Regions from separate parts of the Homo sapiens genome. Here region 1 is linked to region 2. A link is a loop called in an ENCODE intact Hi-C map of the cell type or tissue named here. Cell type or tissue: B cell. All regions are shown on one strand.

Region 1 (8,000 bases), 110 kb before region 2:
TATCACCTTGTAACCACTTTCCCTTCAAGAGACTATCTCTGGCATCTTACCTACCTTTTCTTCGAATTTTAGGAACTCTGTACTCCAATTCTCTATATTCCGGCTTTGTTCCATATTCCTCTTCCTGCTTATTAGTCTGCCAGCTATCATTTACAAAACAACCACTTTGTATCAGACACTAAGAACATAAAGTAATTCCAGTCTCTGCCCTCAAGAAGATTACATTACGGTGGCAAAGGCAAATCAATATATAGGGTACTATGTACTGCTAAGGGGCACTTAACCCAATTTGAGTGGCCAGGGAAGCTTCATGAAGAATAAATTGAAGTTGTACAGGTAAAGGGAGAAAAGAAGGGAAGAAAAGCATTAGAGATGGAAACAGCAGCTCAAGTTGTCACTGAAGAAATTACAGTAAGTTTGGTATCACAACTACAAAATGAGAAACAGGAAAAGTGAGGATGGAGGGAGTGGCTGGCAAAGACCAGATGGTGAAAGGCTTTTGTACACTATGCTAAGAACCTTGGGCTTTAATCTATTGGCTAGTGAGTCTTATCAGAATCACCTATAGAGTTTGTCTAGGCCCCATGATCAGAGAACCTAATCTGCTAAACCCACAGCAAGACCTAAACATCGGTATTTTTAACAAGCTTCATAGGTGATTCTAATGAACAGTCAGGGCTGAGACTCACTGCTACAGGTGACAGGAAGCCCATGAATTATTTTGAACATGTGAGTGGCATGGTCAATCTTGAACACATAGGTCATTCTAGTGGCAATGTGGAAGACACATTTTATGGAGAAAACTCTAGCTGCATGAAAACCAATTTGGAGACTGGCGTCATACTCCAAGCAAATGGTAAGGATATTTTTTTCTAAAGCAACAGTAGAATAATATAATTTTATTAAATATCCAAGAATTAAAATGAGCACAATTTTGGTGATTAATTGGATGGAGAAGTGAGTGGTAAGGGAGGGATCAGGACAACTCTCTGAATACTGGCTTGGTTAACTGGATAAATGGTACTGTCACCTGCGAAGAACACACAAGAAGAACTGAGGCACGTGTGCAGAGTCTGCTGTCAGGGCAAAACCACTCCACACCAGGTGAGCTGAGTCCTCTGTCTATTAGGCCAGTGACTAACTTCTTTACAGTGACTACTGAGACTAAATCCACCATGCCTTTCATTCCAATTTCAGCAATGCTCAAAATGTATACCTTCTCAACAACTATCCTTAACTCCATCTCATGGTTTCCAATACCAGACCGAATAAGGAAATAGCAAGTATAGACTCTCCTGAGAAGGCAGGATTAGAAAAGAAAAACAGAAAATAGAGAGGAGCTGGAGAAGGAGGCATAGGTTAAGGAATTTTTTTTTTCAAGTATTTGTATTTTTTAAAGAATTGGAAGAACCGTATTTTTAGGCTATAAGAAATAAGAGGTGGTGCGGCGTGGCCAGCCATCTCCTATCAGCTCTGATTGTGTGTACTTCTTCCCAGCATCACTGGCACCATGTTGGTAGCTTAAAATCATCATGGTGAGAGTATTTCCATCATGGAAATGGGCAAATGCTACACATTAGGGTCTTTTTTGTTTCTTTCTCCAGGAGAGCCACTTTACTAGCATACCACTGCAGCCAGCACAAGGGAAGATACTGAAGACAGGGGCAAGAGAACGAATGAATGAAGGACAAAATTCATGGAGAAAATAAGTGTGGATTGGATCAAGGGTATAGGTGAAGAGGTTAGGCTGGGGCGGGGAAGCAGGAGGGGACACATCATCCTCTGAGGCTGAGGGAAAGGAGGTAAGGAGAATTGCAGATATAGAAAACAGGTGGAAGGCCAGAAACTGAGGGAGCTCAAGAATGACTGGCTCAATTTTTTCATTCAAGTAATAGGCAAAGTTGTCTGCTTAAAGAAGAGAGTCTAGAGATTGGGGGCTAAAGGCTAAGTAATTTAGAATAATTATTGGAAGAATAGTCAAATGGGGGAAAGTAGTGATGACAGACAAAATAATTTACTGGTTGGCTACTAGCTTAGCAGAGGTGGAAAACCATGAATTTCTGGTGGTATGGATTTTTTCAGCTATTTCAGATTCACCAGCAGGATTCAGCTGCTTGGGTCTAATAATAGACAGTGCAGACTGTTATCACTGATCTGGAAATGGGAGTTTTGGTGGGTGGAGGCAGCAGAAGCATAAGTGAAGGGGACCCAAGGGTATGGGTGGAAGAACAGTCCTTATGGCCAAAAATGAGACACAGACTGGGTAGGAAAAAGAAAGAGGCCAGGAAAATAAATGTTGATAGACAAGCAGAAAATCCAGGCAATCAAGGAAGTGTGGATCTCTACCAGACTGAAGAGTACACAATGTGGGAATGAAGATGTTAGAATTTTTAGATTTCTGAAACAAGCGGTCCCAGATGACAACATCCACAGTGTGGCCCTGCAAGCAGATGTCTAAAGTGAAGTGAAAGTTAAGGTCCTTGCAGTTAAGTAACCATGAAGCTAGTATTTTTGGACAACAGATCATTGTAAGTTCTTAAAATGAAAGCCCTATAATGACAGAGATTTTGTCTGTTGTATTCACTGCTAAATCTCTAGCATCTAGAACAGAACACAGCTAACAGCAGGCATTCGATTCTACTCATTTGCCGAATGAATGGCGTGGCCTCTCTCTCAGGATTTTCATTAGGTTAACTTGTCTAATTAAGCCCCTCGTAGTCAAGTTAGGTCAAAGATAGACTCAAGAGTACTGGTTCCCTGGATTATTTCCTTTACCTTCTGGAAATGAAATGGTCACTAAAGTCAGTCAACAGTGGCTCTGCTTTCATTGAATGAGACTTCCTGCAGACATCTGGATAGTTAACTTTGATATCTTAGCTCTGTTCCAGTTCTGTGATTAATTTCCACAACTTATTATCCACCTAAAAGATTACAGAATTAAGCTATCACCCTCAGTCTTGTGGATTTTCATGCATTTATCTTCTTGACACAGAGAACTACTACACCCGCCCCTCACAGCAAGTCATGACCACATATATTCTTCACTTTTAGGGCAGCTCCTCATATAATGGCATTTTTAGATGCCTTGTCATGTCTGTGTTCTAGACAATGCTACCAAGGACATTACATGTACCACTGAAAATAAAATCTCAAGCTCAACAACAGGGCAAGAAATGGTCCCTAGGTGGCTGAGTTTCCTTTTCAATAAATATCAAATAGCCAGTGGCCACAGTGATAAGAAGGGAAAGGGGTCCATTGTGCTACAGTTCCCTTTTTCATAAATTCATTAATTCCAATATTTATTTATTAAGTAAATATTTTAATAGATATTTATTAATATGCTCCAGCTCATTCTATTTTCACTATTTATGAATCTGTTCTGAATAGTGGGATATACATACAGTAGGCATCATGACAGTAGTGAAATAGGACCCAGAAGCCGCAGATCAGGAATCTAGCAATTACTAGCTAGTCACACAGAGCTGTGTGAAGTTTGGCTGCCTCTTCCATAAACTACCCCACAGAGTTGCTATGTGGAGCCTAAGAAATTATATAACCTCAGTAAACATTGTTGACAAATTTTATAGCTCTATGTAAATGCTCAGTACTAGCTGCACACCTTATGACAGACAGTGCCATCTGAAGGAAGAAAAAGATCACTGCAAGCTTTCCTCAGATCAGTGTGAGGAAAATGATGTTCTGTTTCATAACGCTATTTCCAGGGAAGCACTGAAAAAAAAAATAGGAAGTCCCTGTATTTTCTGCTTTTTCCTTGTCTTGTGGCTTCCACAAGAAAAAAAAGAAGTAAAAGGAAAAAACAACAAAAAAGGTTATAATAATGATATTTATTCTTATAGGTTGATTAGAAAGCATACTTTTTCCTCATCAAACAGTAACACCCAAAAGACTTGTTAGTCTTTCACCAAATGCCAAAAAATCCTGGAAAATTCCCTTTTAAAGTAACACTACGTGCTTGCCTAATTTTCTCAATTCAATAGTATTAGAGAAGTTGCCATTGGAAAGACTTTTTTTCAAAAATGTTATGTGCCAAAGAGGAGACTGTGATAAATCAGGGTTATTTTAAGAATTAGGCAAAATAATGTACAGAATAATAAGTGCCCAATAAATTCTGTTAAATCAAAATCTGCCATGATTTGAAGCAGCCTTCTTGAAAATAAAGGTTAGTTTATATGGATTTAACTATTCTAAATCCCAGCTCTCCAGAGTTTAATATATATTGATAGATTGATTAGCAACTTTCTCAAAGATCTCATATAGTCTTTACAACACATCAGTAAAAATAAAAAATCTTTATGAGAAAAAAAGATAACACCATTTATATCATTTCATAAATGACATGAATAAAGGAATAAACATGAATAACTTAGAATCTTATGTTGTCATAATGGCAGAAATTTTAGATATCATATTCTCTAACCCCACATTCTACAGTTGAGAAAAACTGAGGCCTACAGGTCCAAGGTCACAGAAATGATTAGTCACTGGACTCTACTATCCCAGTTGTCTTGGAGTTACATATGTTTTGGGGGGTAATTAACTAAAACTGAAATAAGCAAGTTTAGAAGATACATAGCCTTTCTTCTTCTGTCGATTAGAAATTAGACAACAGGCAAAGGCGTTTCCCTAACACTAAATACTACCTCTAAATGGTATCCAGAACCTTTACTCAAGTCCACTGGATTGTAATACATACACCTGGAAACAAGATTTTTAAACCTCTCTCTACAAACTTTTTAGACTACAACACAGAACTATATGTCTGAAATGCAGGACACTGGTGGGGGGAAGGGGACCAAAGAGGGGGAGGGGGAAACTGCACTTGTTCAGATTAATATAATTCTCTTTAAAGAATAAGCCAGTTAAAACATATCAGTTGAACTGTACAATATTTAAGCAAGAAAATATCTGTTAATCTAAGCTTTACTGTGTAACTTTTTAGTCAATACTAGATGTGTTAAGCAATAACCATCAGAATGATTCCTAACTAAAGAGAGGAGCTCCTGGGATCATGGCGAAGGGAGGCAGGACTAGATTGCAGCTCTGGACAGAGCAGCATGTGGTGGCTTGCATTGTGAATTTGAGCTCCAGATCCACTGCAAGAACAAACCAGCAATCCCGAGAGGACCCACAGACCCTCTGAAGGAAGCGGATTGCTCCTGCAGGCCCCAGGAGACCCCCAAATACTGTGAGTGCCCCAACTGTGCAAGTGGGAAAGGGAGACCCTCCTCTCCTGAACACACACCCCCACTGGAGAAGCTGAAGGTCTGTTTGCTGGAGAAGTTTCTGACCTTACCTGAGCTGAATCAAGTTAGAGAGCCAAGCCTAGTGAATTACAGGGGTAGAGAATGCAGCAGAAAGGCCCTGGGAGCTCCCTGGGTCCTTAAGTAGCCCATTCCTGCCTGGCACCACAAGGATCCATTGGGAGGGTGGCTAGAGGAGCAGGGGGTAAAACCCCACAGGGAAAGGAATTCTCTAGCCTAACTTTCTAACAATTTGAACGCGGTGAGAAGCCTGCTGGCCAGAACTCCGGGGAGGGTGCAAATCCAGCTCGCAGACTTCACAGGTGGAAGGAAGAACTAAAGCCCTTTTCTTTCGTAGCTGAGAGGTGGATAGCCTCGGGGAAGTTTTCAAGCCCATCTAGCCCTCAGCCTGGAAACAGACTCCCGGCAGTTAGGGGGGACACGGTGGGAGTGAGAGTGGCCCTTCTGTTTGCGTGGGAGCTGGGTGAGGGCTCCGACTGCTGGCTTTCCCCCACTTCCCTGACAACCTTCATGACTCAGCAGAGGCAGCCATAATCCTCCTAAGTACACAACTCCAGTAAACTGGGAATCTCACCCCCAATTCCCCACAGCAGCCCCAGCACGACCCAACCAAGGAGCTGCTGAGCTCATACACACCTAGCCCCACCCCCACCTGATGGTCCTTCCCTATCCACCCTGGTAGCAAAAGACAAAGGGCATTTAATCTTGGGAGTTCTAGGGCCCTGCCCACCGCATATCTTTCTCTGTACTACTACAGCTGATGCTTTCTGGAAAGCGCCACCTCCTGGCAGGAGGCCAACCAGCACAAAAATAGAGCATTAAAACATGGCCAACCAGTACAAAAATAGAGCATTAAACCACCAAAGCTAAGGACCCTCACGGAGTCCACTGCACCCTCCACCACCTGCACCAGAAAAGGCGCTGGTATCCATGGCTGAGAGACCCATAGATGGTTCACATCACAGGACTCTGTGTAGACAACCCCCAGTACCGGCCTGGAGCCAGGGAGACTCGCTGGGTGGCTAGACCCAGAAGAGAGACAACAATCACTGCAGTTCGGCTCACAGGAAGCCACATCCATAGGAAAAGGAGGAGTATACTACATCAAGGGAACACCCCGTGGGACAAAAGAATCTGAACAACAGTCTTCAGCCCTAGACCTTCCCTCTGACAGAGCCTACCCAAATGAGAAGGAACCAGAAAACCAACCCTGGTAATATGACAAAACAAGGCTCTTCAACACCCCCCCAAAATTTCTCTAGTTCACCAGCAATAGATCCAAACCAAGAAGAAATCCCTGATTTACCTGACAAAGAATTCAGGAGGTTAGATATTAAGCTAATCAGGGAGGGACCAGAGAAAGGTGAAGCCCAGTGCAAGGAAATCCAAAAAATGATATAAGAAGTGAAGGGAGAAATATTCAAAGAAATAGATAGCATAAAGAAAAAAAACAATAAAAAATTCAGGAAACTTTGGACACACTTTTAGAAATGCAAAATGCTCTGGAAAGTCTCAGCGATAGAACTAAACAAGTAGAAGAAAGAAATTCAGAGCTCGAAGACAAGGTCTTCGAATTAACCCAATCCAACAAAGACAAAGAAAAAAGAATACGAAAATATGAACAAAGCCTCCAAGAAGTCTGGGATTATGTTAAATGACCACACCTAAGAATAATCAGTGTTCCTGAGGAAGAAGAGAATTCTAAAAGCTTGGAAAACATATCTGGGTGGATAATTGAGGAAAACTTCCCTGGCCTTGCTAGAGACGTAGACATCCAAATACAGAAGCATAAAGATCACCTGGGAAATTCATCTCAAAAAGATCTTCGCGTAGGCACATTGTCATGAGGTTATCCAAAGTTAAGATGAAGGAAAGAATTTTAAGAGCTGTGAAACAGTAGTACCAGGTAGCCTATAAAAGAAAACCTATCAGATTAACAGCAGATTTCTCAGCAGAAACCCTATAAGCTAGAAGGGATTGGGGCCCTAACTTCAGACTCCTCAAACAAAACAATTATCAGCCAAGAATTTTGTATCCAGCAAAATTAAGCATCATATATGAAGGAAAGATACAGTCTTTTTCAGACAAACACATGCTGAGAGAATTCGCCATCACCAAGCCACCACTAGAAGAACTGCTAAAAGGAGCTCCAAGTCTTGAAACAAATCCTGGAAACACATCAAAACAGAACCTCTTCAAAGCATAAATCACACAGGGCCTATAGAACAAAAATGCAAGTTAAAAAGCAAAAACAAAACAACAACAAACAAAAGTACAGAGGCAACAAGGAGCATGATGAATGGAACCATACCGCACATTTCAATGCTAAAATTGAATGTAAATGGCCTAAATGCTCCACTTAAAAGATACAGAACCACAGAATGGATAAGAATTCACCAATCAACTATCTATTGCCTTCAGGATACTCACCTAACACATAAGCACTCACATACGGTAAAGGGGTGGGAAAAGGCATTTCATGCAAATGGACACCAAAAGCCAGCAAGGTATTCTTACATCAGACAAAACAAACTTTAAAGCAACAGCAGTTAAAAGAGACAAAGAGGGACATTATATAATGGTAAAAGGCCTTGTCCAACAGGAAGATATCACAATCCTAAACATATATGCACTTAACACTGGAGCTCCCAAATTTATAAAACAATTACTAATAGACCTAAGAAATGAGACAGCAACACAATAATAGTGGGGGACTTC
Region 2 (8,000 bases):
AGCTCCATCCTGCATCTTCAATAATTCCAGCTCTTTTGTCTCCAGCCCCAAAACAAAACCTTTGATTTTGTGTTTCATTTCACTGTGTTTTAAACATCTAAGGACAGTTGGCCGAGTGCGGTGGCTCACGCCTATAATCCCAGCATTTTGGGAGGCCAAGACAGGTGGATTAGCTGAGGTCAGGAGTTCGAGACCAGCCTGACCAACACGGAGAAACCCCGTTTCTACTAAAAAATACAAAATTAGCCGGGCGTGGTGGCACAATCCCATAATCCCAGCTACTTGAGAGGCTGAGGCAGGAGAATCACTTGAACGTGGGAGGTGGAGGTTGCAGTGAGCTGAGATAGCGCCATTGCACTCCAGCCTGGGTGACAAGAGTGAAACTCCATCTCAAAAAAAAAAAAAAAAGGACAGTTATAAGTTATACGTGCATAGTTTAAAAAGTCAATTCAAGGCCTCTGGGTGGAGCAGAGCACAGACTGGTTCTCTCTTCCCAGAGCTTCCTCACCAAGAGCAGGGCTGGAAAGCCCCAGAGAAGGTGAAGGAGACGTATTCAGGGGGAAGCAGGAGCTGCTGTAAACAGCCACCTGATTTGCTAAGAGATTCAAGTGCTTTACAATGGGACTGGAAAGTCCATGGTGTTCCTATAGCCTCCTTGTCAGGGGCAACGACAGGGCCAGGAGCAGACCCTGAGCTGACCAGACTGAAGAGAGTGGGTTGGAAATGAAGGTCCCACCAGACTGACCTGCTGCACCTCTCTGCTCTCGCCCCTGGGTGTCCCAGGGCACACAGAAGACCCTTGATGTGCAAATATTTGATGCTAATGATCCCAGCAGCAACGTGTTATTGCGAATATCCTGATGTGTTTATAGGCCAAATAATAAGGTGGCAGGGGCTGCCCACTCTCTCTCTGTAACAGACTGTATGTATGTATGTATGTATGTATGTATGTATGTATGTATGTATGTATTTATTGAGACAGAGTCTTGCTCTGTCACCCAGGCTGGAGTGCCATGGTGCGATCTCGGCTCATTGCAAGCTCCGCCTCCTGGGTTCACGCCATTCTTCTGCCTCAGCCTCCCGAGTAGCTGGGACTACAGGTGCCCGCCTCCACGCCCGGGTAATTTTTTGTATGTTTAGTAGAGATGGGTTTTCACTGTGTTAGCCAGGATGGTCTGGATCTCCTGACCTCGTGAACTGCCCGCCTCGGCCTCCCAAAGTGCTGGGATTACCGGCGTGAGCCACTGCGCCCAACCTATTTATTTTGAGACGGAGTCTTGCTCAGCCACCCAGACTGGAGTGCAGTGGCATGATCTCGGCTTCCTGCAACTGCTGTCTCCTGGGTTCAAGCGATTCTCCTGCCTCAGCCTTCCAAGTAGCTGGGATTACAGGCACCTGCCATCATGCCTGGCTAATTTTTGTATTTTAGTAGAGGTGGGGTTTCACCATGTTGGCCAGGCTGGTCTTGAACTCCTGACCTCAGGTGATCTGCCCGCCTTGGCCTCCCAAAGTGCTAGGATTACAGGCATGAGCCACTGCACCCAGCCTAGACTTTATTTTTTGAACTATTTTGTGCTGACAGAAAAAATCAAGCAGGAAGTAGAGAGAGTTCTCCATACACTCCTTAGCCTCTATTATTATCTTGCATTTGTGTGGTATACATTTTCAAATCAATGAGCCCATATTGATACATTATTACTAACTAATGTCCAAAGTTTACATTAGGGCTTCCCCTTGGTGTTACACAGTCTATGGGTTTAGACAAATGTATCATGGCATGTAGCCATCATTGTAGTATCACACAGGATAGTTTCACTGCCCGAGAAATCCCCTCTGCTCCACTAGTCATCCCTTCCCCACCCCACCTTACCCCAAAACCACAGATTTTTTTTTAACTGTCTCTATTGTTTTGCCTTTTCCAGTGTCATAGAGTGGAATTACATAATATGTAGCCTTTCAGATTGGCTTCTTTCACTTAGTAATATGCATGTAAGTTTCTTCCATGTCTTCTCAGAGCTCAATAGCTCATTTCGTCTTAGCCCTGAATAACATGCCGTTGTCTGGGTGTTCCATAGTTTGTTTATCCATTCGCCTGCTTAAAGACATCTTGATTGTCTCCAGGTTTTGGTAATTATGAATAAAGCTGCTATAAACATCTGTGTGCAGTTTTTTGTGTAGTTGTAAGTTTTTAACTCATTTGAGTAAATACCAAGGAGCATGATTGCTGGATCTTATGGCAAGACTGTATTTAGCTTTGCAAGAAATGATCACACTGTGCTCCGAAGTGGCTGCACCACGTTGCATTCCCATCAGCAATGAATGAGAGTTTCTGTGGCTCCCATCCTCACCAGCATGTTCTCAGGGTTCTTGGTTTCTCAGTATGTTTGACATTCTCAGTGTTTTGAATTTGAGCTGTTCTAATAAGTGTGCAGTTGTATCTCACTGTTGACTTAATTCATAATTTCTGAATGACATTTGATGTTAAGCCTCTTTACCTATGCTTACTTGCCATCTGTATATCTTTTTTGGTGAAGTATCTGTTCAGATCTTTTGCTCATTTTCTAATTAGGCCATCTCTTTTCTTATGGTTGAGTATAAGAGTTCTTGGCATATTTTGGACATCAGTCATCAGACATGTGTTTTGCAAATATTTTCTCCTGGCCTGTGGCTTGTCTTGTTCTCACAGGCTGCTATGCATTTGGATGTTTAGGAGGACCAGTGAGGACAACACCGGTGTCTCCCACGGTGTGCTTGTGTGTGTGCAGAGGAATATACTCACTGGAAAGCAGACTGAGATGTGAGGCCACATCTAGGCAATGGGAGAGAGTTTGGAATGGAGGAACATTTGTTTTGGGTGGAAATATGTCAGCTTTCATTGCTTTAGCTCCATCCTTCTATTCATCCAACCAATATTTATGAGGTGCCTGCTATGTACCCAGTATGATTCTAGGTATCAGGAAAGCAAAGATCAGTGAGAAGAGTCCCTACCTTCAAAACACTCACAGGCCAGTTTGGGAGGTGGTCATTTCAATGCAGTGTGAAAATGCCCCAATCTCCAGTGTGGGCAACATAGGGAGACCCTGTCTCTACAAAAGTTAGAAGAAAAAAAAAAAAAAAACAGAGGCATAGTGGCCTGTGTCTGTAGTCCCAGTGACTCAAGGGAATGAGGTTGGAGGATTGTTTGAGCCCAGGAATTCAAGGCTGCAGTAAGCTATGATCATGCCACTGCACTCCAGCCTGGGTAACAGAGCGAGACTCCAACTCAAAAACAAGCACCCCAGTGGAGGGAAGGGTGGGGTGTGGAGGGGACGGGGAAGGTTGTTGGGTAAGGGGCAATAACAGGAGAAGGGAGAAGGAGAATCAGTATGAAGATCTCACCTACTCCATGGTCTCCACTAGGGAGCGTTCCGTCTCCTGCTGAGCCATTTGCACAGGTGCCCAGGAGAATCCCATTACTAGAGGGCAAAGGGCAGGGGGCCCCCCCACACCATGCTCTCACTGTTGCAGCCACAGCTTCCTCTTTGTCACTTTCACAGGCTACCTTCATCCCCAAACAGGAACTGCTGCAAGGCCCGCAGCAGCCATGGGTGAGTGGCTCTGGAGATGGGGTAAGTGGCCTACGCACCCCAGAGGAACAGCTGGCAGCCTAGTCTTCGGGCAGCAGCTCCACTCAGCCCTGGGGAATGACAGATACAGGTGTGTTCCCTCAGGTGCATATGTGCATGTGCTTGTGTGCAACTTCCTCCTCTGCTCTCATTCCTGCAAGGTGCATTCTCAGAAGGCTGTTACTCCACAGTCACTACGGTTGTGAAGCGGAACCAGACAACTTCCCATTTTCGAGGTTCTACAATTGGCAATATGGGAAAATCTTACCCCATTACCACCCAACTCGATTCTTTCAATGCAAGCTTGTCTAACCCATAGCCTGCAGGCCACATGTGACCCAGGATGACTTTGGATGTGGCCCAGTGCAAATTCGTAAACTTTCTTAAAATATTATAAGATTGTTTTGCAATACATCAGTATCGTTAGCGTTAGTGTATTTTATATGTGGCCCAAGACAATTCTTCTTCTGATGTGGCCGAGGGAAGCCAAAAGATTGGATACTCCTGCGTAAGGGGGAAATGCATGTTTATAGTCATATATATATATTTTTTTTTTCTAATTTTTTTTTTGCACCCAGTGCAGTGGCACAATCATAGCTTGCTGCAGACTCAAACTCCTGGGCTCAAGTCATTCTCCCACCTCAGCCTCTGATTAAACCATCCTCTTACCTCAGCCTCCTTAGTAGCTAGGACTACAGGTGTAAGCCACCACGCCTTGCTAATTTTTAGATTTTTTGTAGAGACAGGGTCTCACTATGTTGCCCAGGCTATTCTCAAATTCCTGGGCTCAAATGATCCTCCCACCTCAACCTCCCAAAGTGCTGGGATTACAGGCATGAGCCACCACGTCCAGCTGCTTATAGTAAAATATCCTAATGACTATAGACAATAATGTAAGATGAAAAGTCAAAGTCCTCATTAATCTGACCATGATCACTGTTATCCTCCCTGGAGAGAGTCACTGTTAAGAATTTCTTGGATCGTCTTCCAGGCCTTCCCTAAGTGCAAATACACATAAGTCTTTGTTTGTATAAAAATAGGCCATAAAATATACACAGTTCTGTGACTTCCTTACTCACTTACGTCTGTATCTTGAACATATTTCCAGGTCACTATAGAGAATCCAATCTCTCTTTTGTTTGCAATCAATCTCTCTTCTCTTTTTTAAGACAACCAGTTATGCCAGTGAAGTGCCCTAAACTAGAGATAGCTGGGGCGCTGTCAGCCACCTTAACAGTGAGAAGAAGCAACAGGATGAAGTGGAAACAGCGTCACACAGATGGAGCCTCGAATCCCAGCATGCTAGCCATGTGTCATCTTCATAGTCTTCCTAACGTCTGTGGCCTCAGATGCCACATCAGTAAATGGCACACCATATGTGATTTAGGCTAAGGGCCTGAGTGTAATAGTTGCTTAGGAATTATAGCCCTTCTTAAATAAATGGAGAAACAGTCCATGTTCATGGATTGGAAGCCTCAATGTTATTAAGATGGCAAATCTCCCCAGAGTGACCTGTAGATGCAACACAATCCCTATCAAAATCCCAGCAGGCTTTTCACTCCTTTTTAATAAGGACACCGGTCATATTGTATTAAGGTCCATCCTAATGACCTCATCTTAACTCAGCTACATCTGCAAACACCTTAATCCAAATATGACATTCTGAGGTACTGGGATTAGGGCTTCAAAATATCTTTTTGGGGGAACACAAGTCAACCCATAACAGATAATTAACACAAATACATGGAAAACTATCCCATATTCATGGATTGGAAGTACTAATAGTATTTAAATGTCCATATTACCCAGAGGTCTAGAGATTCAATGCAATCCCTATCAAAATACCCATAATGTTCTTCACAGAAGTGGGAGTAAACAATCTTAAAATTCATGTGGAAATGCAAAAGACCCTGGATAGCCAAAGCAATCGAGTAAAAGGAACAAAGCTGGAGGTCTCACCACAACACATGGTTAAGGAGTTAAAATGGGACATTTGAAACTTTATATTACTACAGAGTTTAATGCAAGATTCATGCAGATTTTTAAAAGATAAACCACGACACGTCACAGGAATATCTAGCTTTTGATATGTCCCCATGCCTTCCACAGGTACCCTCCTACAGCTCCCCTCCACTGTCCCCTCCCTAAGGGGGTACAATTCAGCTCTTTTGCCCTAAAGAGCATTTGGATGGAAAGTTTGAGATGTCCTAACAGTTGAGTGCTACTATAATGTTTATTTCATGGGGGATGAGGAGGTGGGGAAGGAGGGGTGGAAACAGGCGGGAAGGAGGGGTGGAAACAGGCTGGGAGGAGGGGCCAGAGGGTACCTACAAAAGCTATATATTATCCTTTATTTTGCTTGACCAAAGCAACCAACAAAATGTAACTCCAGGTTTCTAAGAGCTAATTTTAGAATACTTATTAAGATTCCTCCCCATTCCCTCAGCACCCTATCAAATACTAAGACTGGCACTATATTAATACAGGTGACATCAAAGGACTATAATCCATCTATCTTTTTGACCCTTGGCCCATTTGCCTTATTCAGAACAGCAAAGTTGTGGTTATCGGATGCCACCAAGTGCATCTGATGCTATGTCCCCAAAAGCTCCTCTACAATTGTGTCCATTGGCACCACTGGTCTTGTTGGTAATCACAGTGGGAAAAGCCCCTGATGAGCTGGATGTCACTTTATTGCTAACAACCTCTTTCTCCCTCAAATTCTTGTTTACCCTCAAAAGTGACTCTCTACATTGGCGTTGACTTTGGGAAAATGCCCTGAGCTGTAGGTACTCTTAAGAGTTGTGCACTTTTCAGAATGTACATTATCCTTCAAGAGATTGTTTATTTAAAAAATGTATTTATAAATGAGATTAGACTGTAATATCACTGACGACTAAACAGTGGTCATTATTTTAGAGTGTTGCAGTCAGCGCTAACCTTTTTTTTTTGTGCATCGATTTTTCCAGTGTTCTGAGATCTTGTTACTGGTGGCGAATCCATACAGGTCTGCAGCAACCTCAATTCTTGCCTCTTCAGAACACAGAATTCAACCAAGGGACCTAAGGCAGAAGGAGAGACCAAGGCAAGTTTAGAGCTGGAGTGAAAATTTCTTGAAAAGTTTTAGGATAGGAGTGAAAGGAAGTTAAGTACACTTGGGAGAGGGCCAAGAGGGCGGCTTGAGAGACCAAGTGCATTGTTTGACCTTTGACTTGGGGTTTAATACTTCAGCATGCTTCCAGGGGCTTGCGGTCCTTCTCCTCTGATTCTTCCCTTGGGTGGGCTGTCCGCATGCGCGGTGGCCTGCCAGCGCTCAGGAGGGGCCTCAAGTGCAGTGCGTTTACCAAAATTGTGCACAAGCTCACTTGAGGCGCTCTTTCCTTACCAGTCGAGTGTTACTAGAGGAAGGTCGTATACCAGTTAAACTCCACCAGTTTGCCTCTTAGTGTGCGTGCTTAGCCTACTCGCCCACCTCCTGAGATCTTATCGGGAAGCTGCTCATCACCAGTTTCAGGTATTTTCTGTCTATTGGGAGACAACATTTCCCAGGCACTTGCTACAACCAATTATTATTCTAGACAGTTAACAACTGCCTGACCATCACTAGATGGTCGCCTGACATTCCTGGTGTGTGCAGGGGGCCCTCTCCTGCCCTGCTTGTGTCTGACTAGCTACCTACTGTAACAATCTCATGAAATAACTTTTGTCAAACAACTGGAACAATTTATCGTAGATGGAAATACCTATTACTGTCTACAGCTTGTCAGGGATGGGTGCATGTGTTTGAAACTCAGAGAGGATGTTTTACCTCAGGAGATTACCTAATGATGTATAAACCCTTTTACTCACATGGCCTAGTGATATGATTTCATAGTCTAAGATTTTCAATGAGTTAAAAAAGCTGATGCATTTTATTTTGTCTTCCATGAATCCTTGCTTCTCTAGCATATAGATTTTTTTTTTTTTTAGCTCATGTAAGAACAGGGGTCGGGTGCAGTGGCTCATGCCTGTAATCCGAGCACTTTGGGAGGCCGAGATGGGCGGATCACCTGAGGTCAGGAGTTCGAAACCGGCCTGGCCAACATGGTGAAACCCCGTCTCTACTAAAAATATAAAAATTAGCCAGGCGTGGTGGTGCACGCCTGTAATCCCAGCTATCCGGGAGGCCGAGGCAGGAGAATTGCTTGAACTTGGAAGGCAGAGGTTGCAGTGAGCAGAGATCATGCCACTGTACTCCAGCCTATGCAAGAGAGTGAGGAAAAAAAAAAAAAAAAGAATTGGGGCTGGACACAGTAGCTCTGTCTTGGAAAAAAGCTCTGTCTTGGGAAAAAAAAAAAAAAAGAAGAAGAATTGGGGCTGGACACAGTAGCTCATGCCTGTAATCCCTGTACTTTG

What was found. A loop is a pair of places that touch in the nucleus more often than their neighbours do. Peaks named below come from ENCODE experiments on the same cell type or tissue, not always from the same donor. Only the 100,000 strongest peaks of a DNase experiment are listed, where the experiment ranks them.
Region 1: a loop joins it to region 2, with 2.3 times the contacts of the local background. A loop is called at or near these places in 4 of 110 quality-filtered maps.

The regions. Positions count from the first base shown.
Region 1 is chr1:235,839,949-235,847,948 of GRCh38, forward strand. The region is part of intron 1 of LYST (lysosomal trafficking regulator); the gene reads right to left. Among named protein-coding and RNA genes, the nearest start is that of MIR1537, 9.1 kb to the right of the region's middle. RefSeq lists an enhancer at 2,154-2,353. In B cell, CTCF peaks have their summits at 3,674 (motif pointing left) and 3,874; DNase peaks (open chromatin) are centred at 2,463 and 3,583; H3K4me3 peaks cover 1,221 bases; H3K27ac peaks cover 6,113 bases.
Region 2 is chr1:235,951,337-235,959,336 of GRCh38, forward strand. It overlaps LINC02768 (long intergenic non-protein coding RNA 2768), which reads right to left. Exons shown (of 3, transcript NR_183724.1): 2 at 6,546-6,667. LOC105373215 (a long non-coding RNA gene) reads left to right here. Exons shown (of 5, transcript XR_002958490.2): 4 at 3,537-3,696; 5 at 6,575-7,606. Among named protein-coding and RNA genes, the nearest start is that of LINC02768, 17 kb to the right of the region's middle. In B cell, no CTCF peak of the experiment used is centred here; DNase peaks (open chromatin) are centred at 3,625 and 4,758; H3K4me3 peaks cover 881 bases; H3K27ac peaks cover 5,217 bases.